2 separate regions of the Homo sapiens genome follow, and region 2 is linked to region 1. A link is a contact called in ENCODE Hi-C or POLR2A ChIA-PET data. All regions are on one chromosome and are shown on one strand. Each heading gives the region's core, a stretch centred on a gene start or an enhancer-like site at or near the end of the contact. The rest is flanking DNA. Distances are from core to core; before and after follow the strand shown. Region 1 holds the start of PRKX-AS1 (PRKX antisense RNA 1). Region 2 overlaps PRKX (protein kinase cAMP-dependent X-linked catalytic subunit).

Region 1 (3,610 bases), core at 650-3,149:
ATCCTCCTGCCTCAGTTTCCCAAAGTGCTGGGATTACAGGTGTGAGCCACCACACTCGCCTGCAAAGTCTTACTGATAAAAGATTTGAAGGAAGGATGTGTCAGAGAACTTCTTTTTTCTTATAATATTTACTTAATCTTATTGGTTTGGGGAAGGGCAAGAGAATCCCAGTTATCTAGATTTTTCTTTTTCTTAAAGGAGTATGTTTTTACTTGCTAACTCTCTTTGTAAACTGTTACTTCTTAAAGATGCTGAAGGGTGATCCCGCATTAGTGTATAGGTAAAAATGATGTCTCCATTTCATATATACTGATAAGGTGACTTTATTAAGCCTTGTGGTTTGTTGATGTTGATTTTACTGAGACACTTGTGGAACAGATGTATTTTCATACAACCTTACACATCTCAGTAGTTTTCCCCACTCGTGCAGTAACTTTTTCTCCCCTGCTTTCTCTCCTCCTCTCCCCACCTCTTCTTCCTTCCCCTCCTCTCCTCGTCCCTTCCCTCCTCTTCTCATTTGATACAAAGCCCTAACTCTCTTCCTCTACAGATCATCCTACCCATGGTTGAAATTGCAACTTCCCCTGCAAGCCAAGTGACCGAACCTGAGATGTTTGTATTGTCAGGGCTTGCGTATTCTACATGCCTGTGTAATCCTCAAAGTTCTTTCATTCCTTGCTTCTAACCTACCCAAATCCTTCTAATCTCCCACCATGGTTAATTATCTCTGATGCTCCTGAAAGGTGACCTGCTGCTACATTGTGACAAGGTGATGCATTATTCTTAAGAGGATCTGTGCAGATTATTATCCCAGAGTGAGGTAGATGGGGGAGGATACAGGATATATCCAAAAATGTGTTGCAAGCTAATTGATAGAGAGAGAGAGAGTGTGTTTGTATGTGTGTGTGTAAGCATGCGTCCATCTTTTTCTTACATATTTGAGCCATAGGGAAGTAGAGCCATGTATATTCTCTTCAACCAAATTAACAGTTGTAGACAGTGGTCTTGCTATTGCTTTGACTATTAATGGTATTTTCAAGAGCTCAGTGTTACCCCCAAATGTTCAGTATCACACCTTGGCTGGTCAGTCGTAGCTAAATTTTCCTTCCACCTTGCGCCCTGAAGAAATTTAGAAAGTCACCAGCTGACACAGAAGTTTATTGTAAAAGTTCACTAGTACGATAGTATTTGGACCTTGGAAAATATTTCCCCACCAGAACAGTGAAATCATGAAATCATGGTTGTCTTCTAAGCTCATCCACAAAAGTACAGTTTGACTGTCATGCATTTGAGATGCCATGTGCTTAATCACGAAATATTACTGAGAGGAACACTCTTGCCCAACCAATAACGGTGCAAAGCAGAAAAACAGGGCATTTAGCTGGGAGAAAATGAGTCGAGATGTCAGTGATAAGATGGAAGGAATGTGGGTATGTGCTGGGTCTTTTAGAACTCCAGCAGATTGCTCTGGAAAACAGCCACTACATACCAAAAGTAGCCGGTCATGGTGGCATGCGCCTGTAATCCCAGCTACTCGGGAGGCTGAGGCGGGAGAATCACTTGAACTCGGGAGGCGGAGGTTGCAGTGAGCCAAGATCGTGCCATTGCACTCCAAGCCTGGGTGACAGAGCAAGACTGTCTCAAAAAAAAAAAAAACAAAAAAAAAAACAAAAAAAACACCACTCCAACAAAATACTTCTCCTTCCTCATATAGTGTCCCTGCTTCCCTTTATGCCTCAAGACCACACATTTTGAACTTGCTGAGCTATAAGAAGTGAATGGAGAGGTGGGACACAGGTGCACAGCCTTCAGTAACTGAAGGAAAAAAAACAGAAGAAATGTCTAACCCTGAGCTTCCTGAGCTCCCTTCAGCCACCCAGCTGCTGAGGGGCAGGAATCCAGCAGCAAGGTGGAGAGCAGAAGGCATTCCTGCAACCTGTATGTGTGGGTCATTAGTCCCCCACCTCCAGCATCATTGCAGAATCTGCAAATTTAAAAGTGCGTTAGGTAAGAGCCTTTTTTATAAGAGGCCCATATTTTTGCTAATACATAAAAACATTGTGATTAGTCAAATAAATGTTCATTTAAAATTCACAGTAGCATGTGTCTATTTTTTTTTTTTTTTCCTTTTAGAAATGAGGTCTTGCTCTGTCACCCAGGTTGGAGTACAGTGATGTTGTGATCATAGCTCACTGCAGCCTCCAATTCCTGGGCTCAAATGATCTTCCCACCTCAGCCTCCCGAATTGCTGGGATGCCACCATGCCTGGCTGATTCTTTTATTGTAGAGACGGGATCTTGCTGTGCTGCTCATGCTGCTTTCCAACACCTGGCCTCAAGTGATCCTCCTGCCTTGGCTTCCCAAAGTGCTGGAATGACAGGCATTGAGCCGCCGTGCCCAGCCTATGATTTTTCTTAGCATTAATCTCTGTGTCATTGCAAGCTGTCTCCCACGTCCTTGCCTTCATTCTACATTGTTTTGGTGGAATGGCCTGTGCTAGCAGACAAGACCATCCGGTCGACCTTGAGCATCCTTCCCTGTCCTCAGGGAAGGTTTCCTGGGCCTCATTTTGTTTTCTTTGTATACCAGCGGGGTGCAGCTCATTTGAATGAGCTTGCAGGGGAGCATCTGTGATAGCATCATGATCAGATGAGACAAAACTGGCACGGGTCCTGGTCATGGTTGAAGACCTTTATGCTCCTGATTCTATTGGGTGTCTTCTACTGGTGAAGGCTCATGTGCTCATGGGAACACGGGCATGCTGGTGTCTTCCGAGTCCTCTCCAAAAACAAAGCCCAGGTCAGGTACAGTGGCTCACGTTTGTAATCCCAGCACTTCGGGAGGATGAGGCGGGAGGATTGCTGGAGCCCTGGAGTTCAAAACCAGCCTGGGCAACACAGTGAGACCCTGTCTCTACAAATAACAGTAAATAAAAATTAGCCAGGCATGGTGGCATGCACCTGTAGTCCTAGCTACTTGGGAGGCTGAGGTGAGAGGATTGCTCGAGCCCGGGAAGTTGAGGCTGCATGAGCCTTACCTGCACCACTGCACTCCAGCCTGGCAGACAGAATAAGAACCTGTTTCAGAAACAAACAGACCGGGCACGGTGGCTCATGCCTGTAATCCCAGCATTTCTGGAGGCCGAGGCGGGTGGATCGCCTGAGGTCAGGAGTTCGAGACCGGCCTGGCCAACATGGTGAAGCCCCATCTCTACTAAAAATACAAAAATTAGCTGGGCGTGGTGGTGGGCGCCTATAATCCCAACTACTTGGGAGGCTGAGGCAGGAGAATCGCTTGCACCCAGGAGGCGGAGGTTGCAGTGAGCCGAGATTGCACCGTTGCACTCCAGCCTGGGCAACAAGAGCAAAACTCTCTGAAAAACAAACAAACAAAAATCCCAAAGCCCTTAGTTCCAAATCTTGCCTCATACCCCACCCGTCCCATCTTTAGGTGAAAACGTTCTTTCATTATCAGTGCGTATCTCTCCAAACTGTATTTGTAACTTGTGCTGAGATGTTGAATGCACAGACGCACCTCAGTATCTTCTGTTCCTTCTTTCATCCCTACCCCCACCTTCCTCAATCTCTCATTGCTGCGTTTTCTTCCATTA
Region 2 (3,695 bases), core at 369-2,868, 38 kb before region 1:
GGCTGACGTGAGAGAATCACTTGAACCCGGCAGGCGGTGGTTGCAGTGAGCTGAGATTGTGCCACTGCACTCCAGCCTGGGTGACAGAGTGAGACTCCACCTCAAAAAAAGAAAAGAAAAAGAAAAACTTTAAAAAATGCCGGGCACGGTGGCTCCCGCCTGTAATCCCAGCACTTTGGGAGGCTGAGGTGGGTGGATTGCCTGAGCTTAGGAGTTTGAGACCAGCCTGGGCAACATGGTGAAACCCCGTCTCTCCTAAAATGCAAAAAATTAGCCGGGCGTAGTGGTGCACGCCTGTAGTCCCAGCTGCTTGGGAAGCTGAGGCAGGAGAATTGCTTGAACCTGGGAGGCAGAGATTGCAGTGAACCGAGATGGTGCCGCTGTACTCCAGCCTGGGCGACAGAGTGACACTCTGTCTCAAAAAAAAAAATAAAATAAAAATTAGCTGGGCGTGGTGGCACACATCTGTGACAGAGCGAGACTCCATCTCAAAAAAAAAAAAAAAAGAATTTTGGAAGTTGTGGGATGGTGGGCGAGTGTGTGGTCTGGGATAGATTCTCCACCTCTCTAAAAGTGAAAACCTGGTTGGGTGGGGTGGCTCACATCTGTAATCCCAGCACTTTGGGAAGCTGAGGTGGGCGGATCACTTGAAGTCAGGAGTTTGAGACCAGCCTGGCCAACATGGTGAAACTCTGTCTCTACCAAAACTACAAAAATTAGCCGGGTGTGTGGTGGCGGGCATCTGTAATCCCAGCTACTCGGGAGGCTGAGACACGAAAATCGCTTCAACCCGGAAGGCGGAGGTTGCAGTGAGCCGAGATCACACCACTGTGTATGCCACTGCACTCCAGCCTGAGCGGCAGTGAGACCCTGTCTCAAAAAATACACACACACACAAAAACAAAAAACAAAACACATGTAGAAAAAACCACAAAGACAAAAACAAAACAACAACAACAACAACAAAAAGTGAAAACCTACTTCTTTTTCTGGACACGGTGGCTCATGCCTGTAATTGCACCATTTTGGGAGGCCGAGGTGGGAGGATCACTCTCACCTTTCAAGGCCCAGGAGTTCGAGACCAGCCTGGGCAACACAGCAAAACCCCATCTCTCTAAAAATAAAAAAGAGAAAAAGAGAAAAATTGCTTCTTTCTATGTAGTTGGTGAGTTTTTTCAGTAGGATGCTTTGCATTTCTTCCTGCGTCTGTGGCTCTGTGGTATGCCAGCATATACGATAGTCACTACAAGATCCGTAGTTGTACACCCAGCCATACGCATCACAGGTTTTTGGCTGATTTCATGACAACGCTTAAGGCTGCTGAAAACACTCTAATTCTTTGGATGTTGGCAAATGTTCAGATGAAACTAAGCGGCTGGCCCACCCACCTGCTCAGGAAAGAATGGCCGCATTGTGTGGGAAAGGAATCCTCTGTTCCCTAGCTGGCTGCCTGGTGTTCTTGTTGAGTGAGCAGAACAGAGAGTGCCCCTGGGTAGACCTGTGTGTGCTCCAAAAGGCGATTTTGTCAATTGTTCCCTTGGGATGCCCTTGTTCCAGAAAGCATGTTCTGTGTGACTCTCAGCTGGGGTTCCCAGACTGTGTAAAGAAAACATGGTGATTCATGGCTGTGTGCGGTTGCCCATGCCTGTCATCCCAGCATTTTGCGCGGCCGAGGCGGGAGGACTGCTTGAGCCTGGGAGGTCAACGCCAGCCTAGGCGACACAGTAAGAACCTGTCTCTACAAAAACAAAAACAAAAAAGTGTAGCCGGGCATGGCGACGAGCACCTGTGGTCCCAGCTACTCAGGAGGCTGACGCAGGACGATCGCCTGAGCCTGGAAGTTGGAACTGCAGTGAGCCATAATCACACCACTCTACTCCAGCCTGGGTGACAGAGTGAGACCGCATCTTAAAAAAAAAAGAAAAAAAAAAGGACATTGTGATTAATGAAAACAAACATTGCCTGGTGATAAGGAAAGTAAGAAGTAGGATTGTTCTCAGATTAGTGACCCAGGAGATAAAGGAGTAACAGAGTGTGCAGGAAGCAGGTCTCCAATTTAATAGCAGGATGGTGAAGATAGAGCAAGTGACTTCTTTCTATTTTTTTTAGAAACTGGGTGTTGCTTTGTCACCCAGGCTGGAGTGCAGTGGCGTAATCATAGCTGACTGCAGCCTTCACCTCCTGGGCTCAAGCAGTCCTCGTGCCGCGCCTTCCCGAGTAGCTGAGACTACAGGCACATACCACCATACTTGGTTAATTTTTTGTATTTTTAGTAGACATGGGGGTGTGGGGATGGTTTGCCGTATTATCCAAGCTGGTCTCAGACTTCTGGCCTCAAATAATCCTCCTGCCTCGGCCTCCCAAAGTGTTGGGATTACAGGCATGAGCCACTGTGCCTGGTGAGTAGGTAGCTTTTTGTTTGTTTGTCTGTTTGTTTGTTCTGTTTGTTTGTTTTTGAGACAGTCTTGCTCTGTCGCCCAGGCTGGAGTGCAGTGATGCAATCTTGGCTCACCCCAACCTCCACCTCCCGGGTTCAAGTGATTCTCGTGCCTCAGCCTCTCAAGTAGGTGGGATTACAGGCACATGCCACCATGCTTGGCTATTTTTTGTTTTTTTAGTAGGGACAGAGTTTTGCCTTGTTGGCCAGGCTGGTCTCAAACTCCTGACCTCAAGTGATCCGCCTCCCTCGGCCTCCCGAAGAGCTGGGATTACAGTTGTGAGCCACCGCGTCCAGCCAAACAAAAAAAAGTCTGTCTTATAAAGAAGATCCCTAATTTATGATGATTCCATTTATGATGGTTTGAGTTATGGTAGTTTGAGTTAGGATAGTTCGATTGAAGATTTTTTGATTTTACGATGGTGAGAAAGACACAGTCCGTGGAACCCGCGCTTCGAGTACCCATGCAACTGTTCTGTTTTTAACTTGCAGTGCAGTATTCAGTAAATTACATGAGGCATTCAATACTTGATTGTAAACTAGGCTTCACGTTAGGTGATTTTGCCCAGTTGTAGGCTAATGTAAATGTTGCGAGCACGTTTAGGGCAGGCTGGGCTAAGCTGTGATGTTCGTAAGTTAGGTGTATTCGATGCATTTTTGACTTACCATATTTTCAACTTACAAAGGGTTTATGGGGTGTAATGTCATCATTGTAAGTTGAGGAGTGTCTGTATCATAGACTGGGGGGCTTAAACAGACATTTATTGCTCCCAGTTCTGGAGGCTGGGAGTCACAGATCAAGGCGTGGCACATTCGGTGTCTGGTGAGGGCTTCCTGGTTCATAGACGGCGCCTTCTCACTGTGTCCTCACATGGTGGAAAGGGTGAGGGAGCTCTCTAGGGTCCCTTTAATAAGGACATTGATCCCATTCATGAGGCTCCACCCTCATGACCTCAACACCTCCCAAAGGCCCCACCTGCTAACATCATCACCTTGGGGATGAGGATTCAACACGGGAATTTTGGGAGGATGCAAGCTTTCACCAGTAGGGTTTTCTTTGTAAAGAAATAGAAGGAAATGAAAAGGCAGGCACTGGGTAGGAGAGAGCTACAGAAGACAGCGGGGTGGTGGCACTCCAGGATAGTGCTGTCCCCCAGCATCATTTACACCGAAGAAACCTGAGGCACTCTTTCTGATGTGTCATTCTTAGGAAAACCACCATGAATCTGGCATCTAGCTATCAGTGAAACTGTGGGAG

The links. A loop is a pair of places that touch in the nucleus more often than their neighbours do. ChIA-PET counts read pairs that join two places held with the same protein, here RNA polymerase II (POLR2A). Pooled maps may share reads with other maps.
Region 2: a loop to region 1 is called in a map of heart right ventricle, with 3 times the contacts of the local background. The contact joins the enhancer-like site here to the promoter of PRKX-AS1 in region 1. A Hi-C loop is called at or near these places in 5 of 168 maps with a recorded cell type or tissue (CD4-positive, alpha-beta T cell, Caco-2, heart right ventricle and 2 more), 1 of 37 single-sample maps with no recorded cell type and 7 of 50 pooled maps. POLR2A ChIA-PET finds 5 or more read pairs at or near these places in 6 of 52 experiments (CD4-positive, alpha-beta T cell, OCI-LY7, T-cell and 2 more).

What each region holds. Positions count from the first base shown.
Region 1 is chrX:3,657,776-3,661,385 of GRCh38, reverse strand. It overlaps PRKX-AS1 (PRKX antisense RNA 1), which reads right to left and starts at 1,899. Exons shown (of 3, transcript NR_046643.1): 1 at 1,848-1,899. The region is part of intron 2 of PRKX (protein kinase cAMP-dependent X-linked catalytic subunit); the gene reads left to right.
Region 2 is chrX:3,695,779-3,699,473 of GRCh38, reverse strand. All of the region lies in intron 1 of PRKX (protein kinase cAMP-dependent X-linked catalytic subunit), which reads left to right. Among named protein-coding and RNA genes, the nearest start is that of PRKX, 16 kb to the left of the region's middle. RefSeq lists a silencer at 3,572-3,695. Within about 2 kb of position 1,618, at least 12 of the 41 ENCODE cell types and tissues checked have a DNase peak (open chromatin) inside an H3K27ac peak, as active enhancers do; they include heart right ventricle, where a contact is called at or near this core.